Linked DNA regions of Mus musculus: all the other regions are linked to region 1. Evidence: chromatin loops called from intact Hi-C (ENCODE). Cell type or tissue: left cerebral cortex. All regions are shown on one strand.

Region 1 (8,000 bases):
GCCCCCTGTTTTTACTCTTGAGATAGTCTATGGTAGCTAAGGCTGGCCTTGTCCCCCGGATTCACCTGCCTCTACCTTCTAAGTGCTAAGACTGTAAGCTTCTGTCTAAACTTAGTATTTTCAAATTTAGGAGCAAGAAAGTGTCCAAGGCCTTGTTTAGAAACTGAATATGGATTGCCAGAAATTCCAAGGACAGCTAGGGCTGCATAGCAAGACTGAACTCAAAAAGTTTTGTTTAAATGTAAACTTGCGGGCTGGGCCTTTCAACCCTGCCCTAACAGCCAGTTATCTGAGCCTAGGCAAGACTCAACCTTGGCCCTCCATGGTTGCCCCTATGGATTCAGCCAGCTGTAGGTTCAGATCTTGATTGTAAGGGCTCAAGATTGAACTTAGGGCATTATATGTACCAGGAAAACACTCTACCAAGGAAACTATTTTCAGCGCTGAAAATATATTTTTTTTTGTAAATTATGTCCACTATTCTTTTGTCCATGATAAGACACCTTTTCTTGTCATTTCTTCCTAAACAAAACAGAACAACTTTAGTATTTACATTGCATTAGGTATTATTATAAGTAATCTGGAGATAAGTATGTGTTAACATACAGTTGGGTCCTTTGCAGATTATATGCCACTTTATATGAGACAGAGTTGTGGCATAATCCCCTCCCCACTCCCAGAACTGTTTGCTCTTGTGACTGGTCGGACTCTGTAAAGGAAATCTGCCCTCTCCCCGCCCTGCCTCAGTCTAAATGAGCATTCTTGCAGGCCTAGCCATCTTGTTCTCCTCAATGGCTTAGCCAGCTAAGTGGCTGTTTGATTGTTGTCAGTTTAAGTCAGCTACTGAATGTCTGCACGGTGCATGTCATTTGCCTGTGAGAGCTCCCGAAGCAATCTAGATTGGCCTTGAAACCTAGGATCCTTCCACCCTAGCCTAATGGATCTGGGGTTATAGCTACATGCCGGGTGCTCATTTCTGCCCTTGCCCAGCACTGAGCTTCCACTCAGCAGTGGAAGAAGGGCTGTTCAGTTTTGAAGCAGTCTCACTACATAGCCCTAGAACTGATAATGAGTAGCTGACAAGTGACCCAGACTGACCTCAGAGTCCCATCTGCCTCAAATGCTGGGATTAAAGGTGTGGGTCATTACAATGGGCAAAGAGGCTTCCTTCCCACAATCCACCTCTCTGATCCCTGCCCTGCTATGAAAGTATTCACTCTGCCTTAGGTTTCGCTCTCATCTCTGTGTTTATGAATTTGATATACTTTTGCCAAACAAAAAGAATGGAACACAGCGTCGCGCCCTCTGCTCAACAGCTCTGCTTCCTTGGCGTTCTTAATGCAGCTGACTGATAGCTCTGGCTTAGGGATTGGTTTTGACTATTGCTGGGTGGTAGTCAGTATATTGCCAACCTCCACATTCTAGATACATGGTTCATTATTAGCCCCTTTGGGGATAAGAAATTATTTATTTATTGGGTCTTGCTATGCAGCCTAGGCTGGCCTCAAATTTGTGATTCAGTTATTGGGGTTAAAGTTATGTTGTCACACCTTGCTTCTGAGGACTGGCAAACTAGCCTTGACTTTGCTGAGGTTACAGAAGGTTGATTTCATTAGCGTAGTACTGTCAGTCATGTATTTGGGGGATTAGACTTAGCCGCTAAGGCACTGATCAACAAGTCAGATGACCTCAGTTTGATCTCCAAAACCTACATGGTGGAAAGAGAGAATATTCCCATAGGCTTGTCCTTGAAGTCTACAGGTGCACTGTGACATACTGGCATCCCCAACCCTTCACACACACCACCACCAGGATACACACAGAGTAAATGTAGATGAAAAACTTAACGTAATTGGAGAACTGGCAAGATGGCTCAGTGGATAAAACCTCTTGCTGCCAAGCCTAATGGCCTCAGTTTGATTCGAGGACCCACAGCATTGAAGATGAACACCATCTCTTGCAAGTTGTTCCCTGACCTTCACAAATGTGTCTCCCCCAAAATAAATGTAAATAAATAAGTGTATAAGAAAAAGTATAACTGGAAAGCAAACAGTGGCACACACCTGCCTTCTGTGTAAGCCAATGTTGGTTGTGAGAGGGTCTTGCTATAGTCTGCACTTCCTTTGAATTCTTGGCAGTCCTGCCTTAGTCTCCTTATTAGTGGGGTTACAAGTATGTACCACCATGCCCAGCTAGTTCCGATATTTCTATCCATCAAGGGCACACTAGGTTATAATGTAGCAAGATCAGTAAAAATCTCAATGGCTTAGAATCATTGCCCGGGTCCCTAAAAAGAAGCAGGTGCCTAAACAGTGCATCCCCACCTATTTCTGCTGATTGGTACCCCACAATCATCAGGCTGCTGTGCACTTGTCCGTCCATCCCCCTGCACCCCCCCATTTCTCCTTATCTCCCAGACTGCTATTAACCTGGTCTCCCATTACCATGTGTTAGATGTGTGGGAATGTGGCTTATACTCTTTTTTTTTGTTTTTGTTTTTGTAGAGCTTGGCCACACTGGTAGAGAAACTTGTGCCTTGCCCAGAACTTAAGTTTGAACCTGATATTGTAAGTAAATGTCATTTAACATTTTTTTCCCTTTGAGGGAAGATATAGTAAGGGTGTCCTACCTACAGGAGAGGTGTGAGGTGTGAGTTGAATAGTTATCTACCAGGAAGTTATCTACTACTAGTGGTAGTCAGCAGTATTCTTTTAGTATTCCTTCATTTGTTTGTTTTGCGACAGAGTCTCACTGGGTAGCCCAGAATGGCCTTAAACTCACAGCAATCTTGCCTCAATCTCTTGCCCTGGGACTCACTAGAAGCTCACTGCTGACTCCCTGTGGCTGGACGGGGCTATGGAAGATGATTCTGCTCAATCAGTCCTGATGTAACATGCCTATTCTAGACTGGAATATGTAAGGACTGTTTCCCAACCTATAGCAACCTCCCCCAACACCCTGCTTTGGTAACTAAAATTGATCTGTGTGGGACTGTATTGGAGTTGGGTGTTAATGAAAAGCTTTGATTTCCGCCCTGTACTTTCCCGCGTGTGATAAGTGGTGCATCTGTGTGTATGTCCTTGTATGGGCTTGACCTTGCCACGTGAGGCTGCCAGAGGACCATTTAACAATGCAGCCCCAGCTATGTAGCTCATGTAGGCCTTGCATTTGTGACTCCCTTGCCTCTGCCTCTTGAGTTACAAGCATGCACTGGAACGGTCTAAAATGCAGAGACATGGGGACTTGCTAAGTTAGGAAAGCAGATAAGATAAGCGCTAAGAGAGAAAAGCAAAGAGAACTAAGGCACAGTGTATCTAAAAACCTCCAGCTACCAAGGTTTAAGCCTGTTAACTGGAGGCCTGAACTCTATTGCCATCTAGTGGATGCTGAAGAGAAAGGAGTGTTAGGTCATATTCAACTATCCTGTCCTGAAAAAGACAGGAAGGAAGGAAAGAAGGAAGGGAGGGAGGGAGGGAGGGAGGGAGGGAGGGAGGGAGGGAGGGAGGGAGGGAGGGAGGGGGAGAAAAGAAAGAAGAAAGAAAAGTATTTTCAAACTAATGGGAACAGGTTTTAGAATTCTATAAAACTTCAATATTGAAAATAGCATGAGACGAGCCTATGACTAGACGGTTCAAATACGCTCTGGGAACTGGGAAGTGGTTCAGTGGGTAAAGGCACTTTACCTGGCAATTATGACAACCTAAATGCCGATCCCAAAACACATAGAAAAAGCCCATCGCAGCAGCCAGTGCTTCTGAGATCACAGGCCCAGGAGAACTGAAGGAAGCTTGCCGCTGGCCCAACTAACTCGGGGTACACAGCGCAAAGAGGCCTTGTTTCAAGATGAAAAGGTAATGCCCGACACCTGAGGCCTGTCCTCTGACCTCCACTCATAGCACGCACACGGCTACACCCCTTGCAAGAACACACAGATGGCTCAGCAGTTAAGGGCACTGGCTGTTCTTTCAGAGGTCCTGAGTTCATTTCTCAACAACCATCTGTAATGGGATCCAATGCCCTCTTCTGGTGTGTCTGAAGTGAGTGACAGTGTGATCACATACATAAAATAAAGAAATGAATCTTAAAACAAACAAACAAACAAACAAACAAACAAAAATCACACGTGCAGATATACTCACTTATCACACAGAAAAAAAAAAAGAAAAGAAGGCAGGAAAAGAAAAAATATGTCTGAAAGTGGGTGAGGGAGTTTCATTGCAATGAAGGTGCCACCGATTTCAGAAATCTCCACAAAGGGGCTGGCGACTTGACTCTGAGGGTTAAGGCATCCGCTTTAGAGCTAGACAGACCTGTGTTCAACCCCCTAAAGGAGGAAGGAGAGAACCCTCAGATTGTCTTCTGACACCCACGAGCTCCAACAGCACACACAGTTTTTTAAATCCCAGCACTCAGTAGAGGGTGGAGGATCTCTGTGAGTTCAAAGCCAGCCTGGTCTACAGTGTGAATTCCAGGACAGCCAGGGCTACACAGGAAGACCCTGTCTCCAACAAACAAAAATAGAAGTAAATTAACAGTAAGATCTGGTTCTGTGGTAGAATTCCTAACACACCCAGTCAAAATATTTTACAGTTTCTTAAATTGATGTGTCCCTTTTCAAATGTGTTTATTGACCAGGTGGTGGCACGAGTCTTTAATCCATCCACTTGGGAGGCAGAAGTATGGGGCCCTCTGAGTTTCTGGGGCATCCAGGACAACATACTCAACTATATGATAAAAAGAAGAAAACTATAAATACTTTGAAGTTTCTCTCCAAAAAGTTTTTCTAGTTGGAAAGAAAATGTGTGTGAGTGAGGGATGCATAAAGCAGTGTGCACAAGAGGTCAGAGGACTTGAGAGTCAGTTTTTTCCTTCTGTCACTTCCATCTTGGGAGTCTTTAAACTCCTATCAGGCTTGGCAGCAAGCGTTTTTTGCCAGCTGAGCCATCCTGCCGACCCCCCCTCCCTCCCGAAGCCTGACTTTAGGTAAACAATTTGAACTTACAAAGAGCTTTTGTGTGAGGCTTCCAGTTATGAAAGAGGATCAATGCCTGTGATTTTCCCAGAGTCCTTCGTTGGCGGACCTGGCCAGCCAGCTCACTGTCTGGGGAAGGTCATCGCTCGGCTGCCTGGGGTAAGGGCCAGTGTATAGAATCTGGAAGTTTACAGCTGGTTTGTGATCATCTCCCAGTCCTGTGTACCCCTTCCTGGCCTCCTCCCCCTTTCCTACTGTTAGCCTTTTTTTGATGTCACTCCTGCCATTGTGAGCTGACAGGCCCTCCCAGCCCTGGAGGACATGCGAAACCATAAGCATCAGGGAGCTGGAGCTGGGAGGTGGGGGGGAGCTGTAGTTCCACCGACACCTTGGAGTTGGGCTGGGTCTGTGTGGAGCCCCAGAGATGTTCCCCAGCCCATTCTTCTTAAGAACCAATGAGTAAAATTAGGGGCCTCCCTCCTGCAATCAGGGACCCAGGCCCTGGAGTGGAACTCGGAGTAGTGGATGGCCTGCTTTGTCAACTGATTCATTCTCCAGAATTCAACTTGTTCTCTGACTCTGTGGTGTTTGAGAGCACCTTTATCCAGGTACCTCCTGCATCTCACGGATAAGAGTCTCTCCTCCCACAGCCTGTTCCCAGTCATTTCCTTTTGTACTTGTAGTGTGAGGGAATTCCCTGCACACTACATTTAAAGAGTTACGTAGTGTTCGGAACAAGAGAGAAGTTTTGTTTTGTTTTGAGTCAGTATTTCACTATGTCGCCTTGGTTGGCTTAGAGCTCTGTAGATTAGGCTGACCTCAAACTCACAGAGATCCTCCAGCCTCTGCCTCCTGAGTGCTGAGATTAAAAGAGTATGCCACTACACCCAACTTACATATCTTTTTAAATGTTTTGTTGTTGTTGTTTTTAAGATTTATTTAAGTTTTAATTTTGTATTTGTGCCCTCGAGGGCAGTGCCCAGGGGGTGGGGTCAGAAGAGGGCATCAGACCCCTGGGGGCTGAAGTTATAAACCCTTATAAACTTCCTGACATTGGTGCTGGAAATGAACAACTCCAGGTCCTCTGTGAGATCAATAAACACTCTTGTTTGAAGCTGAGACAAAAGGATGGACCATCTAGAGACTGCCATATCCAAAGATCCATCCCATAATTAGCTTCCAAACACTGACACCATTGCATACACTAGCAAGATTTTGCTGAAAGGACCCTGATATAGCTGTCTCTTTTGAGACTACGCTGGGGCCTAGCAAACACATAAGTGGATGCTCACAGTCAGCTATTGGATGGATCACAGGGCCCCCAATGGAGGAGCTAGAGAAAGTACCCAAGGAGCTAAAGGGATCTGCAACCCTATAGGTGGAACAACATTATGAACTAACCAGTACCCCGGAGCTCTTGACTCTAGCTGCTTATGTATCAAAAGATGGCCTAGTCGGCCATCACTGGGAAGAGAGGCCCATTGGACTTGCAAACTTTATATGCCCCAGTACAGGGGAACGCCAGGGCCAAAAAGTGGGAGTGGGTGGGTAGGGAAGTGGGGCTGGGAGGGTATGGGGGACTTTTGGGATAGCATTGGAAATGTAAATGAGGAAAATACCTAATTTTAAAAAAAGATTATGGTAAAAAAAATAAATAAACACTCTTAATGGCAAAGCTGTTTCTTTAGCTCTGAAAGCAGTCTCGTGGAGCTCAGTTTAACTGTATCAATGGTAACTGTCTAAGCAAGCTCTAAGACCCATTTGGAACAGCAATGCATGATTACAGACACCCAGGGCATCCTCTCGGGACTTCAAACATTGAGAAATGTGTGTCAGACAGCAGGGGTCCTGGGAACTCTATGGAAATCACTGAGGTTTGGGTAAGAATAAGAGCAGGCAGAGAAGGTACCCAGGTTAAGGTGATGAGCCTGGGCTGAATGGAGGGGCTATCAGGAACCCACCTAAACAAAGGGGTCAAGTGGCAGGGAGTTGCAGGGGGATGGTGGGAACCTTTCCAGGTAGGTGTAGAAATTCAATCTGAGGTTCTCACCGCATCGATCCACTTCCCATTACGGTGCCAGTTTGGGAAAACTGTGTTTGGCGTTTCCAGTGCTCCACTCTCCGGTGCTGCCTAAGTGGACAGCTAGGTTTCTAGACACAACGCAGCGCTATATGGGGTTGTTATTCACAAAACTTTATGTCTGAGTGACTGGGGAGAGGAACAAAAGAGACCAGTAGCCGGCAATGCTCTAGCTCACCCATCTGAGATGACCCTGCCTGGGGTCTGCAGCCTTCCTTGCCTTGTCTGCTATTTCTTTCTGACACACGTGTCTGGGGCTGATTTCCAGGTCACTAAGCAAGGAAACTGGATGGATGCCTATGAAAGATCTGCCACTATGATCCTTGGAGTAACCTCTTCTGTGCCCTCCTTGCCACTCCCCAATATCCTCCTGATGGCCAATGTCACCTGGCCTCACGGTCCGTTTTCCACCTGTAGCACACTTGGTGCCCCTGTCATCACCCTCAGCAGGTAAAGGAAGGCTGGAGGGAGGGGGCTGGGGGGATGATTGGCAAATGTATGCACACTGTGCAGGTGGGCAGGCTTCAAACGGAAAGGAAGGGTAGTGCTCCAGGGCAGTGCTCTTCCTGAGCTCCATCTGTTTGCCTAATGTCAGTTGAATCAGCATCTCTTTGCAACACTGTTCCTGTCTCCAGCTCAATGGTTGAAGATCTTAGCTTCCCTTGAATTTTTTAAGGTCTTGTTTGGTTTGGTTTGGTTTGGTTGGTTTTGGTTTTTGTGTGTGTGTGTGTGTGTTTTATTTGTTGTTGTTGTTGCTATTGTTGTTTGAGGCAGAATCTGCTTGCGTAACCTCGTGTGTGTGTGTGTGTGTGTGTGTGTGTGTGTGTGTTTTATTTGTTGTTGTTGTTGCTATTGTTGTTTGAGGCAGAGTCTGCTTGCGTAACCTCGTGTGTGTGTGTGTGTGTGTGTGTGTGTGTGTGTGTGTGTTTTATTTGTTGTTGTTGTTGC
Region 2 (8,000 bases), 75 kb before region 1:
CACGGGGGGGGGGGGCTACCTGACTCTGTGGGGTTGCCCGGGAGAGGGGCCACAGGCCCCTCAAGGACTCCACTCCTCTCCCTGGAAAGGAGCTGGGGAACCCGTAGTGCAAATCTATGGACCACTTAGTTCTGGAGGGAGGCTGTTCCTAGAGGGGGGCCCCGGGGTTCGCCCCCTCCACTGCCTTGGCCGCCACCGCTGTCCTCAGTACAGCCGCTTCTCGTAACTGTGAAGACAAAGAAAACAGGGCTAAGAGAAGATGTGTGGCCTCTACTCTCTTCCCAGCATCCTCTTGCCCATAGCCCCCCAGGTTTGGGATAGGGCAAGGGGCCGCAGAGCTTGCCTCTCAGCCAGGGGGCTGGAGGAGGCAGAGGTGGCCCTGGACCTCTGTCTTCCTCTGGCCAAGGCTGCATGAAAAACCATGCCAGTGCTAAAGGAACCTGTGCTCCTTCCTGCCAATGCCACACCTGAGTGGATCGTCCTTGGTGGCTAGGAGGGGGGGACAGCTCAGGCAAGCACAGCCATCCTCACAGAGCAGACTTCAACTAGCTCAACCTTTGGTTTCTTGTTTCCACCGTGCCCCCCATAGATGGTGACTCGGGCCTTTCACAATGGGGTAGCCCCAGGCCTGTAACCACAGGCATCTCTTGGTACCCCACAATGAGATTCGTGTTTTGATTGGTTGAGGGGCCATGGTTGGATGAGGGTCCACGATTGGCCTCCTCCACCATGGTGCTGGGAGTGAGGACCAGAAGGGCCCATTTGGGTCCATGTCTCCTGATTAGGCTCCAGCACTACCCCCCCCCCCACCCAATCCCCATTCTCCCAGCCCATGGCCCACCCAGACTGCCCCTGCTCTATTCTACACCTGGCCCCGGCAGCGCAGTTACTTACACGGCAGAAAGGTATAGCTATGGGAGGGTGGGGCAGAAAGAGACACAGGTTAGATGCCCGCCTATGATTAGGGAGATGGGTCCTCTCGACCAGGGCGGGCTGCATGCCTACAACTACTGCTGCCAATGAGCTTGGCCCCCAACCCACAGTCACACCGGCATCAGGCCTGGCATCTGTCTCTCTGCCCGTTTCCCCACCAGAGGGTCCATGCCCCCATTTTCTGCCTGCCTGCCTGCCTGCCTGCCTGGGGCCACCACCAGCAAGACCCCAACACCAGCAGCCCTACTACCAGCCACCAAGCTTCTTGAGCAAGCAGGAGCTAGGAGCCCGGGTAGGGCTAGCGGCCACACCTCCCGTGCCTTGTCCTGGAAGCTACCCGAAGGGAGGGAGGGAGGGGAACAGCCAGCCTACACGAGGCTCCATGACTAGGTTCCAGGGTGGACTGGGCCCTGTAGACAGGGTGACAAGAGAGGCCATGTGGCCCCTGGAACCTCGGCTTAGCCTTTGAACCTGTCCAACCCAGCACCAGTCAGCCATGGTGAGGAGGCTACCCACTTACGAGTGTAGGCCGTGCACGCCACCCTCAATCTGGGCCGACATGGTCCGCTTCTCAAACTTGAGCTCTCCTGAGTACATCATGGATCTGAGAGGTGGACAGGTGAATAAGTCAGAAACACCCCCTTCCTCACCCCCCAAAAAATAAAGAAAAGAGAAAGAGAAGAGGAAAGAGGAAAACCTCCCAGGACCCTCTGCTGCCCCCTCAAGTTGCAACACTCACCGCAGGACAGATAGGCTTTGGGCCCCAATATCCTGGCAGCCATGCTGGATCCCTGCTATGAGGTAGGGCACAAACTTCTGAATGGAGCCTTTATCCTGGATGGAACCGGAGACACCTTGTGCGATCTTCACCTTATCCCCCTCACTGCATGGAAGGTGGGGAGGCTGAGCTGAGCAGTCAGAGGCTCAGAGGACCCCACCCGGCCTCTCCAAGGTACAGATAGAATACCGCCCAGAGGATCCCCACAGCAGCCTCATACATTGTTTCTCTTGTAGCCACATACTAGGCTACAAGAGAAACAATATCCGAGTCTCTGGTCAGGTCGGGCTACATCTGCCACTTTGCATGTCTGTGAGTCTCCACAACTTGGGAATGCGGTCTCAGGTATCCGTCTAAAGTCAAGGCCATGGGGGAGTTCAAGAACATGAAGACAAACCTGAAGTATCTTTTCTGGCTGCTGCTGCTCTTCTCCATGGCGTCCAGAGAACCCATGCCCCGGTACTTCTTCAGCCTCACCCCATCTGAGAAGAAGTATTCACCAGGCGCCTCCGTGGTGGCAGCCAGCAGGGAGCCCATCATTACTGCAGAGATCAAGGTTGAGGGCTAAATGCCTCCTCCTCCACACAGGAGTCTGACTGCCCCTCTGGCGGCTTCTAGTCCTCAATACCAAGTGTTCCCCTCACCTGTAGAGGCTCCAAGTGCCAGGGCTTTGACCACATGGCCCACGGTCTGGATGCCACCATCCGCTATTACCGGCACCCCAAAACGTCGGGCGTACTCGGCCACCTTGTAGACAGCAGTCCCCTGGGGTCGGCCACAGGCCATCACTGGGGAAAGGGGAATGTAAGGGACAGAGATGGATCAGTGGTCTCCTTGTATCTATCCCCGCCAATGGAGAAAGGATGGTAAGAGATGGTGTTTCTGAGGCCTAAGGCGGGAGAAAGCCATTTTCGGTTCCTAGGTCACCCACCACTAACTAGCAGGACCATAAAGGATATGGATCAGGGGATCAATGCGAGCCATCAGACACATGACCTCAAGACTGGTGGTCTCTAGCACCAGCTGCTGTGGAGGCCTGGCTTCCTGTAAAGATGTCCTTTGAATTAGCAGCTAATACCAGAGCTGGGTTCCGATGGCCTCCTTTGGAATACGGCTTTGCTCTCAACCTCACCTGGGGGCTGTGGGGTGAGGTGGATTCTGCTCTGTTACACGTGGCAATGTGGGTCTATGGAATCCCTGGATGTTCAGAGACTTGTATCCTTCACACCACTGGCATGATCTGGTCACAAATGGGATCCAAACCCTCAGCTATCTTCCAACACACACACACACACTATAGAAAGTGTCACACCAACCTTAGAGGGTGATACCAACAGCGTCCCCACAACCAGTCCAAAAAGCAGGTTGGTCCACTCCCAAAAGCCACATGTCCTCATCTGCCTATACCTGCCTCTTCCCACAACTATGCCAAGACAGGGTAAAGCACAGACCAGAATCCTGCTCCCGAGAATCACCTAGTGGGGCAGATACTCATGTATCTATAGAAGAAGAGGCCAGAGTGGTTCTAAATGGCAGCCCTTCCTCCTCCTCCTCCTCCTCCTGCGGATACCCACCTTCCTGGGTGATGCAGATGGAACCACAGCCCATGCCCACACGAAGCCCGTCCACACCAGCATCAATCAAGTTCTTGGCCTGGGCTGCTGTCACCACTGGGGATGGAGGAAGCAGACAGAGGAATGTGAGGATAGTGTCCCCACCCTGCCCAGGAATGTCCTGGGATCTTAGTATATCTCCCCCAACCTAAATGCTCACCAAAGCCCATCCTACCCTTTATCCCCTATGCCTGGAAGAATGACATCACTTAGGAGTTCTGGGGGGCTGAGGGGGGCCACTCCACACTCACCATTTCCCCCAATCACTTGGAGGTGGGGGTACTTCTGCTTGATATAGTGCACCATGGCGATCTGATACACTGAGTTCCCCTGGGATGAATCCTGTTAGCAGGGACAAAAAGGCTCAAGCTAAACAGCCAAGTCCCCTCACGGGAATTAGGGACCAGCACTCAGAGAGCTGCTGCTAACTAAGTTAAACACTGAGTGAAACAAGTGAGCATGTATAAAGCTGAGCTCAGTGCCGGGCAAATGGGGCCTCTCAGTGAGTGTGAGTTATAATTATCAGGGTAAATGAGCTTGTATGTGAGGAGAAAGCCTTGGAGGGAGGGCCATGGTTTGTTCTGGGCTCTACAATTAGCCTAGTTCTGATACCAGAGAAGCCGAAAGAGAGCAAAGTGGGGAGGGAGCAAAGGCTTAATGGAGGTGAATGAGCCTCACAAGCCTGATGCAGGGAACCCGCCACCTCCTTACTAGTACTATGTCACCTCCTTACTAGTACTATGACGTCAGCACCGGCCTGAGTGAGCAGGTCCAGGCGGTATTTGTCATCCTCACGGGTGCCCACAGCTGCCCCACACAACAGCTGTTTGTGGGAGTCCTTGGAGGCCAGAGGGTAGTCTCTGTTCTTCTTCAGGTCTGTGCGCGCAATGATGGCTACCAGCTCATCTTGATCGTTGACTATGGGCAGCTTCCCTGACCAGGAGGAGAGAGAAGCAGGGTAGTGGGTAGAAGAACCGGAAGGAAATGGAACGAGAGACCCCTGAAGTACCTAAGCTAGCCACTAGGTGACAGCACCCACCCAGGACCTGGACCTCTTCCCAGAGATCAGGAAGCAAAGAACCTTCCCAAGCGTTCCTAAGGCTCTTCCTGCCCATGCGGGTTTGGTGGGACAGGCAGCCCCTGAACCCTGGCAACTTTTCACTTGCTGGAGCACGTCACTGTACAAAGTACCCAGACAAGGTCTTAATGTGAGACTGCCCTGAGGGAGGAACATGGATCCTCTCTGCCCAAAGCAAATGCCAAGAACTCTCCACCGGGGACCTGGGAAGCAACAGCCCACAGGAACTTAATGTACGTCATACAAACAGCCGCTCTATCGGATATATTTAACTGCGGGACTTTTCAAAGACTCTGAGAAGTCAATGGGTAATTTTTTTCTTTCTTTTGGTTTTTGACACAGGGTGTCGTTCCCCGCCCCCCCCCCCCCAATGAAGTTTTGGCTGTCCTGGAACTTCCTTCCCCCTTCCTCAGTCCTTTCCCAGACTTCTAAGACCGGAAAGCTCTTTTACTATGACAAGCACCTCTCAGGACTAGATTGGAAAAACATTGGGAAGACACTGAATTAGGACTGGGGCTTCTGTAAGCAGGTAGCGGAGTATCGGGAAACCTGCTCCAGACTGCCTAGGGTTATTCACGTTTCCTCCAAGACATTATTGGGCCAACACAAGAGGCTGAGGAATAATGGAAATTCTGCTGTACAGGAAGCTGGGGTGTGTACTCCCTGGTACCTTTCTTGCTGCGCTGCAAGATCTCATTTGCTTCTTTCAATGTCACACCTGCTGGAGCCACCACCAGCTCGACCCTCGGAGTCATCACCTGTGGGGCCAGGAACATTTGCCTGCAGGTTGGCAGGTGAGAGAGACGGAGCCAGGCCTCCCTATGGTCCCTGGTCACAGGCACCAGTCTGGGGCCCCCGGGGGTAGAGTTCCCTCTGTGATGCAGCTCTGCCTTCCCTGCCCTGCAGGCACCTCACTGAGGAGGGTGGTGTGGTCCTTCTCAGCAAGGAAGTCAATGTCTCGGGAGGTGACGATGCCCACCAGCTTGCTCCCCATGGTGCCCGTCGCGGTGATGGGGATACCAGAGAAGCCATGCTGTATCTTGGCCTCCAGAACATCACCCACAGTATGTGAAGGGCTCAGGACCACAGGGTCTGTGATGAAGCCTTGCTCAAACTTCTGTAGACAGAAGAAGAAAAGAGCTGCAAGAAACCCAAAGGTGAGCCGGGCGTGGTGCCGCACGCCTTTAATCGCAGCACTCGGGAGGCAGAGGCAGGCGGATTTCTGAGTTCCAGGCCAGCCTGGTCTACAGAGTGAGTTCCAGGACAGCCAGGGCTACACAGAAAAACCCTGTCTCGAAAAAAAAAAAAAAAAAAAAAAAGAAACCCAAAGGTGGCACATAGCCTGGCCACCAAGGACACAGGGGACCCTGATGGGCCATTGAGAAGTGAGAGTCCTCAATAGGGTGAGAACCAACGGGAAAATGGGGGGCTAAGCCCATATTTCATTGTAAGGAAGGGAACCTAGGTCCCACATCAGTTAGAGGATCAAGTAGACTGCATGTTTTTGAGGGTGAGTCCAGTACTTGCCTTGACCTTCCGTACTTCATTGGCCTGGAACTCTGGGGTACAGTTGTGATGAATGAAACCAATTCCTCCCATGAGCTGGTATAGAAGGGAGGTATGGTAAGAGCAAAGGCTAGCCTCCTCTTCCCTCTGCACACCCCGTTCCTGTTCAGCCCCACCCAGGCAAGCGACTCACAGCCATTGCAATGGCCATATCAGCCTCTGTCACTGTATCCATGGGAGACGAGATCAATGGTGTCTTCAGTGTGATCTTCCGGGTCAGGGCTGATGTCAGGTCCTAAGGATAGAAGCACAGTCCATTGAAGGGTTTTATCCACTGGACAAACATTCGCCAGCATCTATATCCTGCATAGGCCAGGCTTTGAGGCCCAGCAGTGAGCAGTACAGCTCTTGGGGAACTGATCACTCCACTTGAAAAGAAAGTGGATGTGAGGCACATGGGCAAGGTCACTTCAGTTGAGATGAAAGCCACAAAGAGCACCAGGCCCATAATCCCAAGATGAGGCAGGAAGATTAGGAGTTCAAGGTTAGCCTTGGCTAATACTGAATTCCAGGCCAGTCTGGATTATACGAGACTAAAGAGAATAGTAAAAAGGAGATGTAAGGAAGAAGGAAGGAAAGGAGGGGAGACCAAGGCCAAGTAACACCAGGAACAGGGTGAATTGGGTTCTAGATAACAAGGGCTGGTGACAAAGGTAGGCCCAGGGAGGCACCTACTAGCCAGGTAGGAACATAAATGGCTAAGGGTCGGGAGCTCAAGAAAAAGGTCAGGATTGTTAACACAGGACGCACATCCCTACTCGGAAGATCCCAAATCCAAATGCTTTACAAGCTAAAGTATTTTGAATACAGACAGGATCACAAGTGCAATGTTCCACACCTGACCTCGAGTGACAAGTCACCTTCAAATGCAGGAAAAATACTCTATGACATTACCCTCAGGCAGCGTATAAGGTGGATATACAATGTAAATTAATTTTGGTTTAGATTTTGACCCGTTCCTGATTTCACACTATATATATATGCAAATAAATATTCCCCAAAAATCAAGTATACAAATCTGCAAGCATTTTGGTCTTGAGTATTTTGAATAAGAGACACTTCTCCTAAATACATTTGCAGGTTGTCTGTTTGTACATGGCTAGACCCTGGACCCTTCTGAGAATCAGGCTGATAAATACTAATCTAGCCCCCAAACCCTCCAAACAAACTCTAAATGAAACCTTTCAGACTCACAGACCCTTGCAGGACATGCGAGCAGAGCTCTGGGCCCACACGCAGACAATCACACTGTCTCCTCTCCTGTCAGGCCCCAAGCAGCCAGCGTAGGACAAGGAGACCCCTCATGACTAGGCAGATATCTTTCTAGTCCCTCTCTTCCTAGCAGTCAGACCAGAGTTTGGCATAGAACCAGGATGCCCAGCCCAGGATGTGCAATAAACTTTGTTAAACTAAGTGGCTAAAACAAGAAGCCTTCCTGATTGCTATCAAAAGGGAACGACCAGAATAGCCCAAATTTCCCCCACCCCCTAAAAATCTTGTCTGGGTCAGCTCTGTACACACAGGCTAAACCTGAGTTTCCTTAATATGTAAGTAATCTAGGGCTGTGCACGTGCAGGTTCTCAGGCCTTTTGTGAGAACGGAAAGAATAAGCAGAAATAACCACAGCCATGGGTCTTTTAAGGAGGCATGAGTTCAAGATCAGATGGCTGCTGTTCCCTGAATCATCTTACACCATCATCTCTACTCTTCTCAACTTCTCAGCCTTCTAATTATTCGTCGATTTGGCTCAGTGCTAGCCCCTCATGGAAAGGAAAGCATTGTGTTCCCCTGTATCTGTCCAAAGTCCTCCCTGACCATCCCCCCCAGCCCAGTCCTACCCCCTCAACCCCTCTTGCCAGTTCTTGTCCATTATGGGTCAGTGCCCAATCACTGAACACTGTATTCAAAGTGATCATAATTTTAGAGCATAGCCCTGGCTCAGCATTTCAGACAACAGCTAATCCTTATTGTCTATATAATAAAGCAGCCACGCCCAAACCGTCTCCTCACAGGACCTTTTCTGAGCCAACCC
Region 3 (8,000 bases), 110 kb before region 1:
TTTTCTCTTAGAACTTCCTCTCACAAAAGCCTATCACTCATCTTTCAAGAAATAAGAAAAAAACGAACAAACAAAAAAAGACCCTCCCCACTTCTCCATAAGTACAATAAAAATATAGCTGCTCATCTGTGAGGTTAGTGCCCAAATAAAGGCAAAACAGTAACTGTGTCTCCACGAAGAACTGCCACACACATTCAGACCCTCACAATTCTAAGTGCCATGCTAACCCCATTATAAAACACCCACCTCTCCTCTACACAGGAGTGCAACAGTTGTTTCTAGTACATCTCACTTGCCTGGATAGGAAGCTCATACATTTTCTTAAAAGGGGTATGAGAGACTGTAAGGATTTAGACCAAGAACACAGAAATCCACCTGCCTCTGCCTCCCGAGTGCTGGGATTAAAGGCATGCACCACCACGCCCGGCATTAATGTCCTTTTAAATGAATGTTTCTTTCTTGTTTTGTCTTTTGAGGACAACGTCTTATATAACCCAAGTAGGCCTCAACTTCCTGATCCTCCTGCCTCCACTTACTAAGTGCTGGGATTACAGTCAGATACCACCACTCCTGGCACAACATTAGTGTTGTAACATTTATTTACTTATGTGTGTGCAAAAGTATGGGAAAAATCTGGTAGGAGTTGGTTCTTTCTGTCTATCAGGTTGAAGTGGGTCCTGAGATCTCTTCTCGATGTACTCGTGAAAGTTGGACATAATTTATTCTTCTGCCAAGTCTTTCATTTTATCTGTCTCTCAATTAGATATTACTTTCAAACATGGGTGCTTCCTTCTACAATTGTTTGGGATTAAAGGTGTGTGCTGAAGCTGAGCCACACAACTAGAAATAGGATTTTCTAGTAAACACCACAATCTGAGGACTCAGTGTGATCGAATCTCCTGTCACACCTTCATTCACTTCCTCGTCACCCTGGCCACCAAGCTCTCTTCTCACACAAGGACATACTTGCTTTAATATCCTCAAGGTTGCTGTTTCCTGAATTCAGACTGTTTTATCCCCCCAGTTCTTAGTTCACTCTCCTCAAACAGGTCTTCCCTAGCCACCCTATCTACACACACACATTCCCTCTTTTGACTTTTCTCCTTAGCATAAATTTATCACCATTATCAACATATAGTTTGGCTATTTGTTGGCTGTCTTTCAAACCATAAGTGTATGAGAACAGAATCTGCGTCAGTGATTTAGTGTCACACACCTGTTGTATCCTAAGGGCAGCCAGCAATGTTCTAAAATACAGTTGGCATCCAACAAGTAATAAATAAATAAACAGATGAATGCATAGGATGTGCTAACGTGCTAATCAAACTGAGTCCTCTCACTAGCCAGATCAACTCCAGACCATTTAATGTCTTTAAAGATTATATTCCTTTATTTAAAAAAAATGGGGTTAAGGCTCTTTGTCCTATAAGATTGTTGAGAACATTAAGTAAGTTAACCCATGTCAAACTAAGCACTCTTCCGGCCTAGCAGCCATCTCAATAAGCCGCACTGGTGCTTTATTAAACGTTACTTTGGGATGTTTGTTGAAGACGGGGTCTCGCTATGTAATCCAAGTTGTCCTGAACTCGCTATTATATAGACCTGGCTGTCCTCGAATTACCAGCAATCCTCCTGCCACAGCCTTCCCAGATGCTGGGATTACTACCATTACTCCAAGCTAATGGGCCTGCGTTTGAACTCCTGAACACGCGTAATAAAGGGGAAAACGCAATGGAAACGTTAAGTGAGTGCTTTGCCTTTCATAAATCAACCTTATTGGCCGATCTCCAGCTGAGTCCGTTTAGAAAAGAATCTTAGCTCCCGGTCCCGTACTTCTGGAGAGAGCAAAGAACTTGCTGGGATGGCTCACGTCATTAATCGGAGGATTCAGGAGGCAGAAGCACACGGGCTACCGGTAGCGAATCCGAGGCCAGTTAGGGCTAAAGAGTGAGAGCCCTGTCTCAAAACAAACAGATCATAACTATAGAGCTCCCTGAAATTGGGTTGTTCCCATACCTTTGCACATGCCCTCTGCACCATCCCACTCCTTACCTTTCTCTGTCACCACGAAGCACTGCTTCACCGGACCCACCTGACTGAACAGCTCTTCCAGCTGATCGCTGCGAGCCGAGGGCGGGAGACGGCCCACGAATAAAGTCAGACCGGCCATGAGACCGAGAGACAAGCGCGTGAGGCTGCGAGCACCTCACGCCGGCGCGAGCGAGGGCTGGGATGAGCTCTGGCAGGAAGGCGGTGCCGAGTTGCCGGGAAATTCAGGAAGTCCTCTTTGCTCAAAAGAGTCCGGGAGGAAACGCAGACTGGAAGGAATAGTTCCGGAAAGAAAAAGAAAAATGACGTCCTGGGGGCGGAGCTTCTTGAACGACGGTCTCTGTGCAGTCCCAGCACCGCCCCCGCCACTGGGGGAAACTTGACATCAACAGCTTAAAATTCTCTTAAAATCTTTCATTTAGGAACTCGACCCCAAATTCACCAAAGCAGGCAGAAGTCATTTTCCCCCTAAGCCTGCCCTCATCTGACATAGAGTGGGTGTTCAATAAGTTTTTTTCTGAAGAGTTGCCACATATCACGCGGGGGGAAAAAAACACATATGCAAAACGTCATAGACACAAGCATGTAACATACATAATTTGAACTAGTCACATGTCCTCAGAAAACATGAGACAAACTGTCACTTGGCCGCAGAGACAAATTGTATCTACTAAAATCCCCAGAGAACAAATACTACGTACGAAATCATATTTTCAATTCTTACTGATTGAGCTCCTACTTATATATTAGGAGTAAAATTCATTGCCGAAAAAAAAAGACATGGTCCCTGCCGTCATATAAAATAGAGTCCAGAGTGAGAGACAGACGTTTATTTTTAAAATCTTACAAAATCTCTGCAAGATCACATCAGAGCACACGGAAGCCAAACATAACACCCAGCTATATGCACAGACCTAGGATGCACTGCTGCCCAGAGACAGAAGATCTTCATTTATGTCTGTTTATCAGACAGACTGGAGGCTACCCACAGTGTTTAACACTCAGTGGGCTTCACTGTCTGTCTTACATGGAAAAATGCTGTGCTTGCAGAATGCCTAGCTGCAAAAAGTACCCTAGGCACTTTTAAAGTCTTTACTTTTAAGTTACAACAGCTCAGTAGGTAGAAAACACCACAAAAGATGAAAGGCACAGTGAAAATCCCCAAGAGTTATCCACATTCAATATAATGGATGGACGGATGGATGGATGGATGGATGGATGGATGACGTGTAGGTAGTAGTGGTGGGAGGAATGTGCTAAGCATGAAATTTATGAAGTCCTAGTAGGCTTCAAATAATTAATATGTGCTTTTAGAAAAAGAACCCCCACCACAGTTATATTTTAAATAGATAAATCAGAAGAAAAGGCACTGAAATACAAAACAGATTGTCAAGGCTACCATAAAGTCGATCCTATCTTACATAAAAAGTAAAGTGGGCAAAAGAAGTAGAATCTTTTAAACAAAATTGGTTTGGAATTCCACATCCTCCTCAAGAATCAAATTCTAAGTGGGGCAGTGGTGGCGCACGCCTTTAATCCCGGCACTCGGGAGGCAGAGGCAGGCGGATCTCTGAGTTCGAGGCCAACCTGGTCTACAAAGCAAGTTCCAGGACAGCCAGGGCTACACAGAGAGACCCTGTTTCGGAAAACAACAACAACCAAGAATCAAATTCTATCCTCAAATACAAACTTGTATTGGGGGACCTAGTCATAGCTGTGGTAGATAAAGGGGGAAGAATTTAATATCCATTTGTAATCCTCCTCTCCCCTCAACAAACAAACAAACAAACAAACAACCGTTCTAAATACCCTAAGTCCAATTTTTCCTTAAAGGACAAAGACTAAACTGTTTCCCTACATCCATCAGGGGGCAGCATATACCCATAGTCAGGGTTCTGTGTCCCTCAGAATACACAGTAAAACTGAGCCTTCTCATCTTCCCCTTTATTCAGATGTGGATCCCCCATCTGTCTCCTGCCTCCTCCCCTTCTAGCCATGCATATCAGGAAGGGCATATGGTTCTTCAGCCAAGAATATTTGCTCATCCATCTACTCAGGACTCATGCAGTGTTCTTTATTAAATAGCAGGAGTCATGGAACCCTGCAAGGTGGCTTCCAAGGGAAATAAACTGCAGACCTATCCCTCATCCATCACTGTAGTGAAGCCTGGGAAGGAAAGAAGAGAAGCCTGGGATGTCCTTAGGCTTTCCCTCTGGCTCCACTCCTCACTCTCCCCAAAGGCTGAGCCTTCTATAAGATTAGGTAGTTCTTATTCTCCCCACTTCTCACAACTGTAATAATTGTTTGTGCTATAATGACTCTTCTATTAGTGCTTGCCTTTCCTCTGCATATCAAACATTCATAGTTTGTTTCCTTCTCTGCCTTTTTCAGTCTCATCACCTGATATATTTGAGCCTTCAACAAATAATTTTAAGGGAGTGGATTAATTCATGAATGAATGAAAGTTTATCATTCAGACCCTCCAAGTACCGATATTGAAACTGTAGGATGTATGCATTAGGATCTAACTCTATTCCTTCTGAGAAGCCTGCTTTGGGTAAGAAATAAGGCACAAGATAAAATGCGCAGCTAACTGAAGTCTTGGCTTCTTTGTGTGTGAAAAAGCTAGGGATTTGTTTTAATTTTTAAAAAGATTTTATTTATTTTATGAGTACACTGTAGCTGTCCTGAGCCATACCAGAAGAGGGCATCGGATCCCATTACAGATGATTGTGAGCCACCATGTGGTTGCTGGGAATTGAACTCGGGACCTCTGGAAGAGCAGTCGGTGCTCTTAACGGCTGAGCCATTTCTCCAGCCCAGGGATTTTTTTTTAATTTTGTTTTTATTTTTATTTGTAGGGGTGTGTGTGGATGAGAGATGTGTACACGAAGGACAAAAGACATCATCAGATCTCCTTGGTTTGAAGTTGATGGTGATTGCGAGTAGCTCAAGGTGGGTGCCAGAAACTCAAGTTCTCTGAAGTTAAAAAAAAAAAAAAGTTTTAACTGGGAGTGATTTATATGAAGGAAAATTAACAAAGTGTCGGATCTGGTGAGTACTGAGAAATGTTCCTCTGGCCTCCTTTCTCATCAGCTGCATTCAGAGCTCTCAGACGAGAAAAAAGCAAGTATCTGTGAGAGATGAACGGAGTCAGACTGGATGGGGAGGCTCCAGATTTGACTGCTGTGCTCAGGGGAGAGAAGTACATGGAGCCAATTAGATTCAGTGAGGAGAATGGGAAAGACCAAGCAGCTGGAGAGGATGAGTGTGAGGAAGGGATGACAGAGGGGCTGGGTGTAAGCGGAAGCAGAGGACAGGCAGCTGGGAGGGGCAATGGGGTAAGAAGGAGACAATTTCCCAGAGCAGCAAGCATCCCTTGCATGACACAATGCAGTGCCAATGCCGGGCCCACTGCAGCCACTATGACACCCAGTGAGAAATGCCTGTAATTAGGAAACTGGCAGTTCTCTGGGCCTCAGCCCAGAGTGAGGATGCAGCAAGAATGTCTGAGCCACACTGAGCCAGGTGATGGAGGAGGCACGGTCAGGACCACTCCAGGTCCATCCCTCAGCCTCACCTGCACTGCTGCTTCAAATTTCTCTTCTCTATCAGGACTCTTACCCTCCCTTAGATGGTCCTGGCTTCCCTCCTCCCTCTGAGGTCTTGAGGCCCTGGATACTGTCCTCAATCAAGACAGATCTTCATCTGCAGGGAACAAGAGCTTCAGCCCCTCCCCACCTCCCTTTCTGTATTCCTTTTGGCTCCTTGGCGCCTATCTCCAAACTCCATGAGCTGGTGATCCAAGTTTGGTGCATGTGTGATTGTGTGTGTGTGTGTGTGTGTGTGAGAGAGAGAGAGAGAGAGAGAGAGAGAGAGAGAGAGAGAGAGAGAGAGAGATTAGGAAGCTTCCTGTTTGTTTGTTTTTTTTTTCCACTTTGATCTTGATGTGTATGCCTCTCCAGGTCTCTATGTGATATGCAGGACATCCGCCAAACACTGCCAGCTTTTCATTTTCAAACCTGATCCAAGACCCTGCCACCGTAAACCATTACATTTTAGCCAGATGACAAATGCAGAGTATATATAACTGGAGGCTAAATGCTTCAGGAAAGGGGCAGATACGCTGTAGCTGGTGGCTGGATGTGCTAATGGGTCCCTGCAGGGTGATCTTTCTTTGAGAACTGAGCTGGGGCTGGGGCAAGAGGTGGGCAGTGAAGACAGATTTTTCTCTACTGAGGATCAGAGATGAGAGCTCTGTGGGAAATGGGGATGAGGTCCTTGTAAGACCAGCCTCAAAGACTCCCTGTTGATGAGAATAGACAGCTTCCTCTTTGCAAATTCTTATGGGAACTTGGCAGACAGGTTGTTGGCTGGCCCAACGGAAGCAATCAGGCCCTTTAACAAGTGTGCCCCCATTTCTATGAAGATCTTTATTATTAACTAGCTCCTAGGAAGCTATCTCCTAAGATCTGATGCAGGGCTCCTGTGGACAAAGGCATTTTGCCAAGTGCTAAAGAGTCTCTGACTCCCACCTCTCAGGACCCTGTCTCCTTTAGGAAAAGACATTTGCCAGGCAGTCAGATGAGCGGCTTCCAAGGGCTTGTCTCAAGACTCATTCCCCAGAAGAGTCCTCATTTTCGTGTGAAGGTCCCTGGGAGTCTGAGGTAGAAACTCTGGTGGAGCTGCTGAGGTTGTAGCTGCCCCCCCCCCCAAGCTTTTCCAAGAAGGTCAGAACATTCTCCTCTGAAAAATATTTTATTGATACATTGACTCTGAAAACGCTCATTTCCCAATCAGTTGCGATAAAGTCTGTTGGGCCACAGCTCCATCGTTAGGGAACAGTTCCATGAAGAGATGGCAGAGGTGGGTATGAAGCCCAGACAGGGCACTATAAGCCTTTTGAAGATAGCTGTTTCACTCAGCACCAGGGTAAGGGACATGGTGGTCAGGAGTGGAGCACCTTGGAGCTTTATTGCTGGTGACAGCCAAGGAAAGTAGAACCCTGCCACCCTAAAGTTGCAGCTAGGGGCATTAGCACCCCATGGCTCCAGAGAACTTGGCACTGATTCCCAATGCATAGAGCCTGGTTGCTGACCCACCCACCCAGGGGCCCCTGGATGGGAAAGAATCAGAGTTATCTGAACCAGGCAGAATTGGAGAATTGTTACAGTGAGGAGGTCTTGAGCAGATCAGATGCCAGAAAGTGGAGAGGGGGGGGGGGGCAAAGACTTGGCTGTGAGATAGCTGCCTTTTCACAGGTCTATGGTGTCGCTGCCCATGCTCAGCTCATCAATCTGTCGACAAGCATCCAGGAATTGCTCTTGCAGCAATGCCTCCTCAGCCTGCAGTTCAGAAGCATGTTCTGGGGAGTCGCGGGAGGGTGGGGATAGGGCCTGGTAGGATCCTGAGGCTGGGAGGCTGGGGCTGCTTTCTGAGGGCCGCGGGGGACTGAGGACACAGACTAAGGGACAGCGAGGGGGCCTGTCGGGGCTGGAACACAGAAGCATGGACGAGCTGTCCCGTGAGAGTCCACACAGAGAGCCAGATGAGGCGCTGCTGCCGGGAGGCCAGGCCCCGGGAGAGGGAAGCTCAGGAGGTGCTGGGGATCCAGGGACATTCTCGGACTTCTCACTGGGTCCTGCCCCTATCTTGTTCCCCAATGAGATGGTGCGGTAGAGACCGAGCCCAGGCAGGGCTTCCCCAAAGGCAGGGCCCTGAAAGAGACCAGGAGCCAGAAGTGCCTCGCTGCAGAGGGCTTCCTCGATGCTGCGCCGCAGGTTGATAGGTGAGGGCGGGCGGAAGTCCACGGTGCAATCGCTGCTAGGGGAGGAGGCTGTTGACTGCGTTGGGTTGGCCCCGGCACCTTCAAAGCCCCGGCAGCCGCCACCTTGGAGAAGGAGATCGGGACCTGGGCCTGCTAGAGCGCATAGCTGCAGCAGCTCTGCGTC

The links. Peaks named below come from ENCODE experiments on the same cell type or tissue, not always from the same donor. Only the 100,000 strongest peaks of a DNase experiment are listed, where the experiment ranks them.
Region 2: it touches region 1 in a loop (7-fold over the local background); 25 of 42 quality-filtered maps call a loop at or near these places.
Region 3: it touches region 1 in a loop (6-fold over the local background); 28 of 42 quality-filtered maps call a loop at or near these places.

What each region holds. Positions count from the first base shown.
Region 1 is chr6:29,275,838-29,283,837 of GRCm38, forward strand. It overlaps Fam71f2 (family with sequence similarity 71, member F2), which reads left to right and starts at 5,304. Exons shown (of 5, transcript NM_001101486.2): 1 at 5,304-5,580; 2 at 7,321-7,502. The coding sequence starts at 5,428. In left cerebral cortex, CTCF peaks have their summits at 2,824 and 3,372 (motif pointing left); DNase peaks (open chromatin) are centred at 2,857 and 3,336.
Region 2 is chr6:29,200,994-29,208,993 of GRCm38, forward strand. It overlaps Impdh1 (inosine monophosphate dehydrogenase 1), which reads right to left. Exons shown (of 15, transcript NM_001302933.1): 4 at 6,102-6,203; 5 at 5,930-6,004; 6 at 5,313-5,519; 7 at 5,073-5,160; 8 at 4,058-4,257; 9 at 3,576-3,666; 10 at 3,286-3,381; 11 at 2,356-2,499; 12 at 2,109-2,253; 13 at 1,673-1,816; 14 at 1,454-1,537; 15 at 1-226. The coding sequence ends at 205. Among named protein-coding and RNA genes, the nearest start is that of Impdh1, 11 kb to the right of the region's middle. In left cerebral cortex, a CTCF peak has its summit at 4,330 (motif pointing right); DNase peaks (open chromatin) are centred at 4,119 and 4,335.
Region 3 is chr6:29,162,439-29,170,438 of GRCm38, forward strand. It overlaps Rbm28 (RNA binding motif protein 28), which reads right to left and starts at 2,286. Exons shown (of 19, transcript NM_133925.2): 1 at 2,053-2,286. The coding sequence starts at 2,170. It overlaps Prrt4 (proline-rich transmembrane protein 4), which reads right to left. Exons shown (of 5, transcript NM_001101443.1): 5 at 6,792-8,000. The coding sequence ends at 7,305. In left cerebral cortex, CTCF peaks have their summits at 2,465, 3,911 (motif pointing right) and 4,765 (motif pointing right); DNase peaks (open chromatin) are centred at 2,325 and 3,944; H3K4me3 peaks cover 1,828 bases; H3K27ac peaks cover 388 bases.